Regions from separate parts of the Homo sapiens genome. Here region 2 is linked to region 1. The links are chromatin loops, found by intact Hi-C in ENCODE. Cell type or tissue: IMR-90. All regions are shown on one strand. Links, peaks and the distances in the headings refer to the core of each region. The heading gives the core; the rest is flanking DNA.

The links. Hi-C counts contacts between places; a loop is a spot of excess contacts. Peaks named below come from ENCODE experiments on the same cell type or tissue, not always from the same donor. Only the 100,000 strongest peaks of a DNase experiment are listed, where the experiment ranks them.
Region 2: a loop joins it to region 1, with 2.6 times the contacts of the local background. A loop is called at or near these places in 4 of 110 quality-filtered maps.

What each region holds. Positions count from the first base shown.
Region 1 is chr12:25,556,583-25,559,405 of GRCh38, reverse strand. It overlaps a transcript of LMNTD1 not described here. Among named protein-coding and RNA genes, the nearest start is that of LMNTD1, 4.7 kb to the right of the region's middle. In IMR-90, for the core only: a CTCF peak has its summit at 1,368; no DNase peak of the experiment used is centred there.
Region 2 is chr12:25,240,164-25,242,986 of GRCh38, reverse strand. All of the region lies in intron 2 of KRAS (KRAS proto-oncogene, GTPase), which reads left to right. Among named protein-coding and RNA genes, the nearest start is that of KRAS, 9.4 kb to the left of the region's middle. In IMR-90, for the core only: a CTCF peak has its summit at 1,612 (motif pointing left); a DNase peak (open chromatin) is centred at 1,616; H3K27ac peaks cover 299 bases.

The sequences.
Region 1 (2,823 bases), core at 119-2,618:
TGGAATACTATGCAGCCATAACAAAGGACGAGTTCATGTCCTTTGAAGGGACGTGGATGAAGCTGGAAACCATCATTCTGAGCAAAGTATTGCAAGGACAGAAAACCAAACACCCCATGTTCTCACTCATAGGTGGGAATTGAACAATGAGAACACTCGGACACAGGGTGGGGAACATCACACACTGGGGCCTTTCATGGGGTGGGGGCAGGGGGGAGGTATAGCATTAGGAGATATACCTAATGTAAATGACGAGTTAACGGGTGCAGCATACCGACATGGCATGTGTATGCATATGTAACAAACCCACATGTTGTACACATGTACCCTAGAACTTAAAGTATAATAATAATTATAATAATTATGCAGGAAGTATAGTGATTAAATAAAATTGGGGGATTAGCATTCTAAAAAAAAAGACTGTCTCAAAAAAAAAAACTGTAAGTCAATGACAAGAGAAATTTTGGAAATTATACAAATACACGTGATATTGTTTGGCTCTGTGTCCCCACCCAAATCTCACCTTGAATTGTAGTAACCCCCACGTGTCATGGGAGGGACTCAATGGGAAGTAATTGAATCATGGAGGTGGGTTTTTCCCATGCTGTTCTTATGATAGTGACTAAGTCTTATGACATCTGATGGTTTTATAAAGGGAGTTCCCCTGCACATGCTCTCTTGCCTGCCGCCATGTGAGACAACCCTTTGCCCTTCCTTTGTCTTCCGCTATGATTGTGAGGCCTCCCCGGCCATGTGGAAATGTGAGGCCATTAAACGTCTTTTCTTTATAAATTACCCAGTGTCGGATATGTCTTTGTTAGCAGCATGAGAACAGACTAATACAACATAGAAATTAAACAATATGCTCCTAAATGACCAGTGAGTCAATGAGGAAATTAAAAAGAAAATTGAAAATTTCTTGAAACAAATAATGGAAACACATATACCAAAACCTATGGAATATAGCAAAAGCAGTACTAAGAGGGAATTTTATAGCTGTAAGTGCCTACGTCAAAAAAGAAGAAAAATTTCAAATAACAGGTCTGATGATGCATCTGAAGAACTAGAAAAATAAGAGCAAACCAAACCCAAAATCAGTAGAAGAAATAATAAAGATCAGAGCAGAAACAAATGAAACTGAAATGAAAACAATACAAAAGATCAATAAAACAAAAAGTTGGTTTTTTGAAAAGTTAAACAAAATTGACAAACCTTTAGCCAGACTAAGAATAAAAGAGAAGATCCAAATAAATAAAGTCAGAGATGAAAAAGGAGACATTACAACTGATACTGATCTTTCTTACTCCTTTAATTGAGTGCTCCTCTCATAGGTTAAAATTTTTACATATTTTAAACAGGGTTCCTAGGGGGCGCTAGTGTTCCATAAACTAGAGAATCAATATTTGGCTGTTATGTTGAATAATGACTGCCTTTATCCTGTTTGCAGAGGGAATAAAAGCTAATGAATAGAATTTCTCAATTCAAATTGTTCTCCAATAATGTGTTACAGGCTTTGGCTCCAGACTACTTTTCTGCTAGAGATTGCCCATATATGATAGAAGAAAATGAAACTGCAAATTTATATCAATAGGAAACCTCAAAATTAACTATTTGCTCTTGGTTCAACCATTTGTTGGGTGTTATTTTGTTTCAAGACACATGGGCTGGTGGTTGTGATTTCATAAGATAGATTAAAAGAGTATAGGTGAAATAAATGTATTGGTTTGTATTTTTTTAAAAATTACTATACAGAATATAGTGTTCTGCAAATAAGAGCAAATGTTATGAATCTTTGTCTCCTGAACAAGTCTGAGGTGTCCTGACTTGACTTGGAAAAATAAGTGCTATATTCCTCTAAAGAGTATGAATAGAAAAGATTTGCAGACAGACTACTCCTAAAATACATGTAATGTGTAAAGTAATTAGACAGTTATTTTGAACTATTGCTAAAATTGGTATGTCTGAGGATTCAAACCAGTGTTTGAGACTCAGCCTCAGAAATGCAGATCTAAGACCTTAGTGTTGTTTTTCAACAGGATTTTGTGATTGGGAAGCTCCATGAAGATTACTTTGAACAAACTGTCTGAAACTTGAAACTTCCAATACATGTCCTCTAGCCTCTCTTGAAATACCCCTCGTAGGAGCTTAATGTGACTCTAACTTGAAGGTAAAATAATAGCATCTGTGTCTGAGGCTGTTATTACACGTGGATCTGTGTAAAAGAAATGAATTGACTGAGTACATTTTTGGACTAGCAAAAGGCTTTATAATAGGAATTTATACTATTTTTATGTGGGTGTAAATATGAAATTGAATTCCTACAATTGTATTCCAAACTCTTTGAATCTTAGATAATGGAACATGTCATAGTGTTTAAAATTGTAGTCCTGAACTGATTATTACTCAACTGCATATTACCCATGGCCTGAGAGGGGAAGAAAACTATCTTTATATATGCTGCCTTCATTCACACAAGACATTTTATTTGTATTACCAATTTAATAAAATCTCTTGCTGTGCAAATCTTCTCCACATGTGGAGGCAGAGAACTAAAATATATAAAGCCAGTTCTTTGTGTTCTTCAAATCTTTAAAAATTGTGTATATGTAATATTTTGTCTGTTTTTTAAACTTAAGAATATGGAATTTTGCCACTTTTAATTTTTTCTTAAGGTAGAAATCTCACAACATGAAACTCAGTTTTCATTACCCTAATTTGACCCACATCTACTCTTATGGGGCTTCAATTCCCCAGCAAAATTCTCGTACTTTCCCAACGCGGGGTAAAGGCAAAGAGAATTGACAGAGTGCCAAGAAGACAGAG
Region 2 (2,823 bases), core at 305-2,804, 320 kb after region 1:
AATCAAGTAATACTGTATTTTTTGGTGATTTAGATTTTTCAAAATTTACACTAAGAGATAGTAAGGAGGGTGGCTATTGTTTCTTTCAATAATGTCTCTGAGAGGTTGTAACTCATCTAAGGATACGTAGCTAATAAGTGGTAGGATTTCAATTTAAATTCTCTGAGACCAAGTTAAGTAGAATTTGCACTGTACTCTTGTATAACTTTTTAAAACTGAAAATTAGCTATCTTTCAAATTAAGAAAATATTTACTAATGGAGACTAATTCAGATTTGTAAGTATACCAAAATTTGAACTTAGCCTGCTATCTAATGGCAACTTAGTGGCAGAGGTATGATGTAAAATCATTCAGGTATGACACATAGATGGAGTATGTTTGTATTCGAGGCTGTGCACATAATCACCTTTACTTGTATTGTGAAGTATATATTGTTATCTTTTATGAAGCCCACTAAAGAGATAATGAAATACCTCGTTATTAGGGCAAGATTATTGAAAACTCAAAATAGCCCCCAAACACAATACTTGGCTAGAAATATATACCTTTATAGTTCAGAGATCATTTATTATCAAAACCCTGAAGTTTTTTTTCTAAGGTAAAATTTGGTGGAAGAGGAAAAGTCTCGTTTTAAAAAAATGTAGGTAGTTACAGAGATCAGAATGATTAGTTGATCACTTACCAAATATATATTAAGTATCTACTGTATATAATATGCTAGTAAGAATAAATATAGCAGGAAGTATTTTTTCCCAGGCTCTAATTGTTTGACATCAGCATGCTTTTATTGTGGCACTTATAATTCAGTTCAAGTATTATGCCCCTCTTTGATGGAACAGTTTCCTATTCAGTAAGGAAGACCAGATTAATCATTGGATTGGTTTGTTTCATCTTTAGTGTTCTGAGCTGTAGAGTATTTATTTACCAAGGTTTATTTTAATTTTTATTTTATTTTTATTTTTCCATGTTCATTGTAGAATTCATTTTACCTACGAATGAAGTATGTAGATTATAGAGAGAAAATTTGTAAAATTAAACTGATACTGAAGACTGGTATAAGAAAAGCCTTATGTAATTTGTAAGCTGCTATTCTTCTGAGTTTATACATATATCTTTAGTAATCAATGAGGGATGGTTGGGTGACTGCCCTCCAGGGGACATTTGGCAACATCTGGAGATGTTTTTGGTTGCCACAACTTGGGGAGAGAGTACTGCTACTGGCATCTATTGAGTAGATGCTATTACTTTAAATGGCAAAGCTGCAGTTACCTTTGCACCAACCTAATATTAAACTTCCTGCAGTGCACGGGAAAGCCCCCACAACAGGGTTATCTGACCCCAAACCTCAATGGTGTTAAGATCCAAACCTTGATATGTTAACCTGTAGCTTTAAACATCCTTTAAATTGTCAAATTCATGTCCCTGACATAAGGTTTATGTTAGATTTTCAAGTATAACAAAGATTTAAACTTTAACTTTTGTACGTTAATGATATGTTAGCTTACTCCAGTCTTCTATTAAAACATTCTGTTTTTAAAATCAGAGACACACAGCAATTTTATAAATCATTTCTCTTCAAGGCTGTGAAGCTCTCCCCACTTTTGTGAGTGCCCTCTACTGGTCAAATTATTTGCTTTATAACAAGTAACAGTGAAATCCTAAGTTTGTGTAGTTTCGCTGTTTAAATTATGGGTGGCATCAATTTATAAATATATTCGTTTTATTTAAAAGTCTTATATGATTGATTTCGTATCATTTTTGCTCTCTGCTAATATTAATATAAAGATTACTGTCTGTATTAGTTAGGCCTAACTAAGTAGGTGAGTATAGTGAACTAAGAAAGGAAACGAGGCAGTATATAAGAAAATAGGGTGGTTCAGTTGTTAACACTTACTGAGCTTACTTTGTTGAAGGGACTAAAAGGCAGCAGTGTGGCTCTCTGAGCTTCTTTGCATGCACTCAGGAGCTGCTTAATGGAGTCCAAGGCTTGGTGGTGTGTTACAGGGGATGATAGGAGGGTCCTATTCAGAAGTGGCAAATTGTGAAAGTGCACATTTTGTAGAGTTTTATAGGACTGTAGAATAGTTGTGAGCACCTGATTTTTAGAATAAACAGAAAACTCAGGTACTGTATTTAGGTCAAATTAAGAATAAGTATTTATTAAGACCTGAATATAAAACTTTACTGGTCATGGTTTTTTTCTACCTTGGGTTTTTATAAATCCAAAGATTTAAAAACATACAAATGGAAGTTGGTAATGGAATTAAGTGAAAGGAAAAAATGATTTTATGGTTTGGAATCTCCTAAGATTCTGGTTTTAACAATACAACTAATTCCTTAATCCTAGAAATGTTCTTCACTGCCCACTTTGTACCATGCAGTCTTCCTGTGGGCTAGAGATACACTGAGGCGCAAAACAGACCAGATTCCTGCCTTCATGGAGCTTATTAGTTTTAGGTATCTCTAGATTTCTTGTAATACCTATTACAATGCCTGCACATCAGTTCATTCATGTGGGTTCAACGTAGTACTCAGTACATGGCAAATTCAAGTTTTACTTTTCGGAACTTCATGGATTTTTTTCCTCAGAATATCTTTTATCCATAATTGGTTGAATCTGTAGATGCAGTACCCATGGATATGGATGGCCCACTTTATTTTGAAGAGCAGTGTTTCTAGGCAATCATGCTAATTATATATGACTTAATTTAGAGGCTTTATACTTAAGAGCATTACATTTCTGGCGTCTCTTAACCATTATTATTTCATAATGTGTAGGTTATGGAACAGTTAAATTATTGGGATCTTAATATAGAAATTAGT